2 separate regions of the Homo sapiens genome follow, and region 1 is linked to region 2. A link is a contact called in ENCODE Hi-C data. All regions are on one chromosome and are shown on one strand. Each heading gives the region's core, a stretch centred on a gene start or an enhancer-like site at or near the end of the contact. The rest is flanking DNA. Distances are from core to core; before and after follow the strand shown. Region 1 holds the start of SLC49A4 (solute carrier family 49 member 4). Region 2 holds the start of TMEM39A (transmembrane protein 39A).

What was found. A loop is a pair of places that touch in the nucleus more often than their neighbours do. Pooled maps may share reads with other maps.
Region 1: a map of CD8-positive, alpha-beta T cell shows a loop between it and region 2 (17-fold over the local background). The contact joins the promoter of SLC49A4 here to the promoter of TMEM39A in region 2. A Hi-C loop is called at or near these places in 2 of 168 maps with a recorded cell type or tissue (CD8-positive, alpha-beta T cell and natural killer cell) and 7 of 50 pooled maps.

The regions. Positions count from the first base shown.
Region 1 is chr3:122,793,819-122,798,558 of GRCh38, reverse strand. SLC49A4 (solute carrier family 49 member 4) reads right to left here and starts at 3,490. Exons shown (of 9, transcript NM_032839.3): 1 at 3,024-3,490. The coding sequence starts at 3,366. HSPBAP1 (HSPB1 associated protein 1) reads left to right here and starts at 4,728. Exons shown (of 8, transcript NM_024610.6): 1 at 4,728-4,740. RefSeq lists a silencer at 3,164-3,653.
Region 2 is chr3:119,461,100-119,466,427 of GRCh38, reverse strand. It overlaps TMEM39A (transmembrane protein 39A), which reads left to right and starts at 2,813. Exons shown (of 9, transcript NM_018266.3): 1 at 2,813-3,092; 2 at 4,280-4,466. The coding sequence starts at 4,354. RefSeq lists enhancers at 2,563-2,622, 2,653-3,142.

The DNA of each region.
Region 1 (4,740 bases), core at 2,241-4,740, 3.3 Mb before region 2:
GGAAAGCCAACATATAAAAGTGTATTTGCTTTCTTCTACTAAAAATGAAAACTACTTCCTAATAAAGAGAATTTTTAAATGTATTTTTTATTGCTTCAACCAAAGGAAAATATAAAATTGAATTCACCATATAGTCACAAGAACTACTGAAGAACTAAAGTACCTTATTTTATAAAGTGAATGGGTAGTTTCTAATTTATCCTGCCATGGATAGTAGGTACAATTATAATAAGAAGGGTGCAAATTAACATTTTTCTACCATAAAAAACAAGGTTGGCTAAATTTGGGGAATAATATTGAAAAATGCTCCTGATAAAAATAAAAAGAAACTATAACACAGCATTTTCCCCTGAATTTAGCCAACCTTGTTAAGGGAATGACCAAGGAATTATCACAGATTGGAGGAAACTAAAGAGAAATTACAACTAAATGTAACAGAGGACCCTAGACCGAATCCTGGAACAGAAGAAAAATACATCAGTGGAAACAAATACAATCTTTTTTCTTTTTAAAAAAATATTATTGTAACATTGATTATAGGTAAAGTACTACTTTGGGTTTGTTTGTTTGTTTGTTTTGAGACAGGGTCTCATTCTGTCACTGAGGCTGGAGTGCAGTGGAGCAATCATAGCTCACTGCAGCCTCTACTTCCTGGGCTCAACTGATCCTCCAGCCTCAGCCTCCCCAGTAACTAAGACTACAGGCGCATGCCAACATGTCTGGCTAATTTTTGTATTTTTTGTAGATTTGGAGTTTCACCATGTTGCCCAGGCTGGTCTCTAACTCCTGGGCTCAAGTGACCCACCCGCCTCAGCCTCCCAAAGTGCTGAGATTACAAACATGAGCCACTGAGCCCAGCAGAAACCCAGAGAAAATCAATATTTAGTTTAAAAGCAAACAACAATAACCCAAAGAAAATCTCCCTTTGGTAGGAGAAGCCCTTCTTCGGCATCTAGCACACATCCTCTGCAAAAGTATTTGCTCTAGCTGGAAGTTCTACAGCAGTCAAGACACACCCATTCAGGGCTGGGTATCTTTGTTAGAAGGTTCTTCCTTGTATTGCTTTGAGTTACATTTCTTTGTAACTTGACTCAGTCTAGTTCTTCCTCCTAGAACAACACATAAGTCGAATTCCTCTTTGACTTGATCTTCACATAGTCTATATCTTGCCTCAAGTTTCTTTTTGAAGTGTGATACACACAAGTTCCCTTCATTTTACACATCATGATTTTTATACCCTTTATCATTCTTGTCGCAGAACCTTTAAAGTTCTGCAGTTTGTCAAATGGCCTTCTCAGAATCAAGCTCAGAACTAAACACTAATGTAGAGCCTATCAAACTATTTTGCTTCTTGTTTTGGACACTATGTTTCTATGCCTAAACTGTCCTTTCTTTTTTAGCAGCTACATTATATTGTTGATCATTAAGGAATTCACAATCAACTATTCCTTAGTCTTTTTCACATGGATTCCAATGAAGGAATTCCAGTGAAGGAGGAGAGAAGGAAGTATAACTACTAACATCACCCTGCTATTCTATTCTCTTAATAACCAACTAATTTTGAGTGCTAACTACATGCCAGACAATTGCAATTCTATACCTACCTACACTTGACTTTTGCTGAGGTCTGAATGTGTTCCCCTCAAATTCATATTTTGTTTATGTATTAATTTTTCTGAGACGAGTCTTGCCCTGTTGACCAGGGCAGAGTGCAGTGGTGCCATCACAGCTCACTCCAGCTTCGACCTCCTGAGCTCAAGCAATCCTCCCACCCCAGCCTCCCAACGTGCTGGGATTACTTGAGCCACTGCGCCAGGCCTCAAATTCACATTTTGAAATCTTAACCCTCAAAATGATGGAATAAGAAGGTGCAGCCTTTGGAAGGTGATTAGGTTATGAGGGTGGAACCCATGTGAATAGGATTACTGCCCGTATAAAACAGACCTCAGAGGGATTCCCTAACCCCTTCTTCCATCTTATGTTATAGTGAAGAGACCACTGTGTAGGAAGCAGGCCCTCACCCGACACCGATTCTGCCTGAGCCTTCATCTTGGACTTCCCAGCCTCCAGAACTGTGAGAAATAAATTTCTGTGTTTATGAACTACCCAGTTTATGGTATTTTGTTATAGCAGCTCCAGTGGACTAAGACAACCTTCCAAATCTGACTAAAGAACTCATTGCAACAAAACTTATAAAAGGTTGAACAGAAACTGTACAAAGTAGCTCCCAGGCATTATTCAATTAATAAATATAAAATCTTGCACAACAGCCTCTTGAGGGTAGACTGTCACTACTAATCATTTATCCATACTTATGTGGTAAGTATGCCTTGATTCTCAGCCCTATGGCTTTTTCTTCTCAGAGAATCACACTGGCAAGTGGTAAAGTGAGATGTCCAGGGTACCATTCTAAGCAAGCATCTTCACTCATCTGCAAGCTTTAATTGAAAGTCACAAATCTCAACTGAGAAAGCCATCTAGTCACATACACACATTTTAAAGCTGCCGAGCACCACCTTCCAGAAACCAAAGTGTCAGATCTGAGTTTCCCAATAGCTCTTCCTGGGCTGGAGTCATCTATTACACAAAACGAACTCATTATTTCCTTACATATGGGCACCGTCAATCTATTTTCCGACCTTTCATCCTCAACATCCCCATATCCCTTTGAAGTCAAAGCATCAGTCATTTTTGTCAGGTGTAAAACACATACACCGCACGTGCACGGGGATGCTCTGATGTTCACAATGTGTAAAAACTTGAACGTTTAGAGATCGCTTAAATCCCTGGTGTTGCATAAAGGGCCTTGATAAAAAACATAAATATTTGCAAGGTTGCCTTTCCATATTTGTCGCTTTGGGGACGGAGGGTTCCTAAGTCAGAAATGGAATGCTAGCAACACTCTATCACCTCACACAACCCCTATGCCGGGGCCAAGGGAGGCGGCTGGCAGGCCTGGAGCGCGGGCAGGCGCCTGCTCCCGGAGGAGAGACAGCGCGGGCTGGCGCTCCGCGACCCCTCACCTCTCTTGTCCAGGAGCCACATGAACGCGAAGCAGGGCAGGAAGCCGATGGGCCCCCACAGCACGAGCAGCGCGATGTCCCAGCTGGAGAAGCCGTAGGCCTGGCGCGCCGAGTTCTGGATGGGACCCCAGGTGTTCCAGACCAGGCCCTGAACGAACGCCAGCAGCGAGAAGAGCAGCAGCACCAGCCAGCGGCGCCCGTATACCCGCCCGGGACCCGGGACCGCCGCGGGCAGCGCCGCCGCCGCCGCCTCCCGGCTTCTCCAGGAGGCCCCCAGCCCAGGCCCGAGCCCGGGCCCCAGCAGCGGCTGCCTCTCCTCTTCGCTGCTCCAGCGAGAGCCCATGGCGACGCGTCGCCCGCGAAGCCACTGCCGGGCGCAGTCCGGGTCACCGCCGACTAGCCCAGCGCAGAATAGTCCTGAGCAGCAGGAGGCGGAGGCTGCTGTGGTCGCCCTCGGCCTCCGGACCGCGCCTGGTGCGCCTGCGCGGCCCGAGCCGGGCCGGCGGGGAGGCGGGGAGGCGGGGCAGGCGGCAAGGAGGCTGGGGTCCGCCCTCCCCTCCGCGGGTGGCGAGGAAACACCGGCGAGAGGAAAGGAGCCAGGTCCCAGACGGAGGGCAGGTAGCGCTGAAAAGGCAGGGACCAGCGCGGCTGAGTCGGGGAGAGGGAAACTCCCAGAGAGGCTGTATTCGAGGAGGTTGGGCAAGGAACCCTGGGGTGTTTGGAGGAAGTGTCCAAGTTAAATCTTGTGCCTAATAAACAACTCAGTGACCTGTTAAGTGACGTCAGTTAACCTGATGCTTGCTTCTATTTTGGGCTTATTCTCATTTTTGTTGAGTTAGTAACTTCAGAAATTATAGGCGAAGGATAAAGTTTAAGCGTAGTTGGTCCCAGGGGATTATCTCATAAAAATCATTTCTTACGTGCAATAAGTACTACCTATTTTTGTTACTTTTTTGTCTTACATATCCAAAGAGGAGATTCCAAACTAGCCAATTTCATTCATATATATGTAAACTTTACCCATTTCGCCTGCCAATAGGCGAGCAATAAAGGTATGTCCAGTAAAGTTGGAAGATTTTTGCCCCAAAGATCCATCTCCAGTGATTATGATTTGACCACAGGGTAAACGAGAAGAAAGGTGGTTGTTGATCTCTTCACACAGCTGTTTGTTTATTTTGGTATACAAATTCAGAAGCCTGACAGCTGTGGATTAGTGTCCTTGAAAACCTAAAGTCAAGCAATTTGGCTTGTCTGGATCGGGAAATGAGTCACAGGGAACGCAATCACAGGATTCTTTGCCCGAGGTTCGTATTTCCCGGCAGCCACTAAAATCAGAAGGAGTCAGGTTACCACCAGAAGGGCAAGAGAGGTGTAAGAGAAGCGTGAGCTAGCCTCGCATTCCAGGCTGCCAAGAGCGGCTCGCGAAAGCTCACGGCAGAGACCCATCCCACCGCCGGAGCCCCACTAAGCGGCAAACCTTCCCCTAAAACTCCAATCCTTTAGGGTGGAGAAAAGCCGAGGTGGAAAGGAAGGATCTGACTAGAAAAGGAGAAACAGAAACGAAGCTAAGACTACAATAAAGAACGCTAAGGTCCGGGTTAGGTAAAAAGCGCCACAACTCAGACCACGTGTTTGTATTTCCACACCCGGGGTATCAAAACAAAGCTGCGTGGTCCCGCCCAGCATCCGTCACGTGACCTCCACGTGAGAGCCGGCG
Region 2 (5,328 bases), core at 1,564-4,063:
GCACTTACCATGAATGGAGCTTGCAGGACTGAAAGTTGCTCTGGATAAGTCAGTGAGTGGTGAGTAAATGTGAACACCTAGAACATTACGCTACTATAGATTTTATAAACACTGTACAGTTAGACCATACTAAACTTATAAACACGTTTTTCTTTCTTCAGTAATAAATTAGCTTATTGTAACTTTTTTACTGTACAAACCTTTTTTTTTCAACTTTTTGACTTTGTAATAACACTTAGCTTAAAACACAAGCACATTGTACAGCCATACAAAAATATTTTTTCTTTCTTTCTTTTCCTTCCTTCCTCCCTCCCTCCCTCCTTTCTTTTCTTTTCTTTTTTTTTTTTTGAGACAGTCTCGCTTTGTTGCCCAGGCTAGAGTGCAGTGGTGCTATCTCAGCTGACTGCAACCTCTGCCTCCCAGGTTCAAGCAATTCTCGTGCCTCAGCCTCCTGAGTAGCTGGCATTACAGGTGTACACCATAACACCTGGCTAATTTTTGTATTTTTAGTAGAGACAGGGTTTCGCCATGTTGGCCAGGCTGCTGTCAAACTCCTGGCCTCCCAAAGTGTGGGGATTATAGGCATGAGCCACTGCATCCGACCTATTTTCTTTATTTCTATCTTTATTCTATAAGCTTTTTTCTATTTCTAAAATGTTTTATTTTGTTTTTTACTTTTTAAACTATTTTATTGAAAACTAATATGCAAACACACACGTGTGTGTTTGGGTCAGGCCTATGCAGGGTCAGGATCATCAATATCACCATCTTTCACCTCCACATCTTGTCCCTCTGGAAGATCTTCAGGGTCAAGAACACACATGGAACTGCCATCTCCTAGGATAACAATGCCTTCTTCTGGAATACCTTCTGAAAGACCTGCCTGAGGTTGTTTTACAGTTAACTTTCATTTTTTTAAAATAAGTAGAAGGAGTACAATCTAAAATAACAATAAATGTATAGTATAGTAAATATATAAACCAGTAACAAAGTAATTTATTATCATTATTTAGTATGTTATACTGTACATAATTGTATGTGCTATACTTTTATACAACTGGTAGTGCAGGTTTGTGTACACCAGGATACATTGCACTACAACATAAAGACAGCTACATCATTAGGCAATAGGAGTTTTTCAGTTTTATTATACTCTCATGGGCTCACCATCATTTATGTGGTCTTTCATTGAAACATCATTATGGGACACATGACTGTATTTAAAAATGAAAAAAAAACCAGAATGGTTGTACGAGTACTGGAAGTACAGTTTCTACTGAATGAGTGTTGGTTTTGCACCATCATAAAGTTGAAAAATTGTGAGTCAAACCATCCTAAGTTGGAGACTTGTGTGTATTCCTAAGTGACAGCTCTGTGGTACATTAGGACATTAGGAATATTTGGGAATATTAGCAACTTTACTGGTTTCGATATCAGTCATTCTGGCTCTAAATTCTGGTTCTGGCTCTTATTAGCCAGGCTATTTTCTTTTTTTTCTATTATTATTATTATTATTTTTGAGACAGGGTCTCTCTCTGTTGCCCAGGCTGGAGTGCAGTGGCACAATCTCGGCTCACTGCAAACTTGACCTCCAGGGCTCAAGTGATCCTCCCACCTCAGCCTCCCAAGTAGCTGGGACTACAGGTGTGAGCCACCATGCCCGATTTATTTTTTTACTTTTTTCATAGAGACAAGGTTCCACTATATTGCTCAGGGTGGTCTCAAACTCTTGGGCTCAAGTGATCCTCCTGCCTTGGCCTCCCAGTGTTGGAATTACAGTCATGAGCCACCCTGCCTGGCCAGGCAGGCTATTTTCAACAAGCTACTTAACTTCTCTTAACTTCAGTTTCTTCTGTAAAATAATAACCATAGTAGAAGCTATCAAAATGTGAGATTTAAATGAAATGTGTAAAGCTACTAATCCAGTGCCTGACACAACAAAATTCTTAATAAAGGTTAATCATTCAATCAATACAAACAACTTTCTATTAAGGAGATTAAAATCTCTGGAGTGAAAGATTACACAAATGCTCCTTTTGACACTCTTATCTTCTTCTAATACCAAACTATTGTCAATTCCTGAACTCAAGATGACGTTGCTCACAGATCTTTACCTTTTTATCTGCCACTTCTCCAGGAGGACTGCCATTCTCCCACAAAGCCCCTATGCCTTTGTGGAGTCTTGGCTGAAACCCCAAGCTCTCTGCAAAGCTTTTCTTGGTATTGACATCACCACCATCCCACAGAATTCGTTAGTGTTACATGCTATCTCTGGACCTTGGACACACTTTTAATATTGTAACAAATGGTAATTACTGTATTTTCTTAGTGTCGCCTCTCTTCCACTAGACTCTGAGCTTTTGTGGTATTCGCTTTGTAACCACAGCATCTGTCTAGTTCTTAGCAAACAATAAGCGCAGGGTTGGATGCTGACGCATGACTTCATGACTTGGGCTCCCTCACTTAGCAGTAACGTGACCCTAGGTGACACCTCCTAATCTACACTCATCTGTAAAATGGCGGTGATAACTTGTACATGGTTACTACATGGAGTCCAAGAGACAGCAAGAAGGATCAGTAGCATGGTGCCCGCACCTAGCAGCCGCTAGCTGACTGAGGCCGAAAGAGGAAATGCTTTGGCCAACACTGGCCGGAAGGGGCGGGACCGCGAGTTAAGAGGAGAAGGCGCGCCCCACTGCGCAGGTGCAAATGGTAGGGGTTGTCGTGCCGGCTGATTCCGGGGACGCACTCGCGGCTGGGGCAGACCGCGGTCGCGTAGCTGACGTCATCGCCGTGCGCTGCCACGTCTGCTCAGCTCCGCGGTAATGGAGGCTAGGGATGGGTGCTGAAGTATCAGGCTCTGGCTCTAGCTTTAGCTCTGGCACTGGAACTGCGTCGGAGTCTGGGTCTGAGTCTGGCAGCCCGAAGCCTGGACACCTTTTCTTGATTCTCTAGGCGGGGGCTGCCTGCGTCCAAGCAGCTGGTTTGCAGCGTTCCAACGCTGGGAGGGAGTTCCCTTACCTGGGGTCCAGTCTGTAAAGTTGTCGCCGCTTTCTAGGGACCCCGCCCCACCGGCTGGGACTCTTCCATGCGTGAGTATTACTGAGCTGCCCCAAGGTCCGGCTGTCCTGGACCTGCCTCGGCCCTCTTGGGTGTGCGGCGGAGACTGCTTTGTCTACCTTTCTGCCGACTTCTCTTAGGGACCAGTCTGTTGAAGTTTGTGGTCTCCTGCAGTCCACCACACCGCATACTCTCACCTCTTCCGTCCCAGTTTTTTCCCTGCACTTTTCTTTCCCTTTGCTTGTTAATGGAGCAAGGACCAGCAGCCCCTGCATCCAGCGGTTTGAATGCTTTGTTTGACTTGGGGTTAGTTTACAGCCGAAGGCTGTTAGGAATAGGGAGCATTTGAAAACACGGGTTTTTTCCAGTGTCATCCTTGGGTTTTAGTTGTATTGTTTAGGAAACATTGGTATCCATGTTGACAGAATCATGATTTTTGCCGTAGAATGATGAAAAGAGCTTTTTTTTTTTTTTCCAGTGAGGATCTTTATCTTTTACTTGCTTCTTAATCTTGCAGTTTCAGTAATTTCTGTATGATTTTACACCAGCTTTTCTGGAGCGGGCATCCCCTTGAAGAGTTTCTTTCAATATTTTAACCCTAACATATAGAGATACCACTCGAACAGTTTTACTTTTAAACTGTTAAAAGAACTACTGGTACCCTTTCATTCCACTTCCTCAGTCCTGACAACCTCTGCAGAACAGGGGACACTCCCCCCCCCCGCCCCCCCCCCTTGAAGAAACACACTCAGAAGAACACACTCAGAAGTTAACTTATCCGGATAAGGTCAGATAATATGTGACCATCTGAGCTCACAAGCCATATCCCTTGATAACAAAACCTAATGTTTTATAAAGTGCCAATTCTTCTATATTTCAAGTAGTTTAAGTGTGAAACATTGAGCTGGAAATGTATAAGGTGTGATGTTTCTTGTAAACTTCTATTTGATTATAATATCTTACAGATGATACAAATCAGTTGACAAAAGACACAAATCATCACTTGCCTAAAGCTGAACAGAGCTTAGATCAGAACTTAGGCTTTTGACCCATTAGAGTCTGAGTAGTCCTTTAATTCGAATAACGTAAGTAGTAGACACTGGGAACATTCGTTTGAAAATCTTATTTTGTAAGGCCTGCTTACTCAGTGTTTGTCGTTGTTTTGTTGCCTACTTTAAAAATAGTCTACTGATGTTTAAATGTTTTTGTTGTCGTTCAGAGTTGAAACTGGTTGACAACCATTAACCTGGGTTGCAACTACAGGTGGCACTGGAAGCAGACTGGTTCCTGGACATGCCCGGTGGAAGGAGGGGCCCTAGTCGGCAACAGCTAAGCCGTTCAGCTTTACCTTCTTTGCAGACTTTGGTTGGTGGAGGCTGTGGCAATGGAACAGGCTTGAGAAACAGGTAAAGAAAAAATAAGGCTATATATAATTTTAATGTCCTTTGATCAGTAAGACTAACATAAAAGTCATCATGTCATTCAGATATTTGCTTATTGAGATTTATTCTTGACACTGTGGTAGAAATCCTGCCCTTCAAGACAAAATTCAGAATTCCAAAATACTTTGGAGGTAAAAAGATGTGAAATGGGGCCCACAAAGTGAAAGCAGTCCCATTCTTTATTTTGGCTGATCATCTAAATTCTTGTTATCCCCTTTTTATCTATTAGAAGAAGGGAGAAGTGAATGAAAATACAAGGTAAGTGTGATGGTTTATCTACTTATAAGCATTCTTTTTTTAGAGGGCAAATTATAAGTCAAATTCCATCAAGGATTTTAAATTGTCAAAAAATTGTTTGGTCTTAATAAATGTTAGCTGTTTTTTAGCTGGGTTAGCCCATGCCATCAGGAGGTTTGATAATGTAGCAGTTCAAAGAGATACTTTTACCTAATGAAGTATTTGCTCAAGATATTTTCTGCCAGCTAATTTCTCCTTCCTCCCTGAAAAAAGTTTTTCTCTTGTCTTGATTTTAATTTTCAGAGCTAGCAATCAGTACTACTGTATTTTCAGGCCTGTCTAATGGTATTTATGCACTTTTGTTTTCTAGGCCTGACCTTTGTCCTTTTTTTTTCCTGACTTTCCAATCCCTCTTCCACCCAATCTTTAAAATTAGTTCTGATCTCATCATTTCAGTGGAGCTCTCCCTGAAATTCCAGTTTGAAGGGATTTTTCCAGTCTCCGATTCTCATACTAATTTTTAATCCGAGTTTTGTTTATGTATGTATACAGAGTAACTAGTTTATGCTAGAGTATTTTTTACTCTGCC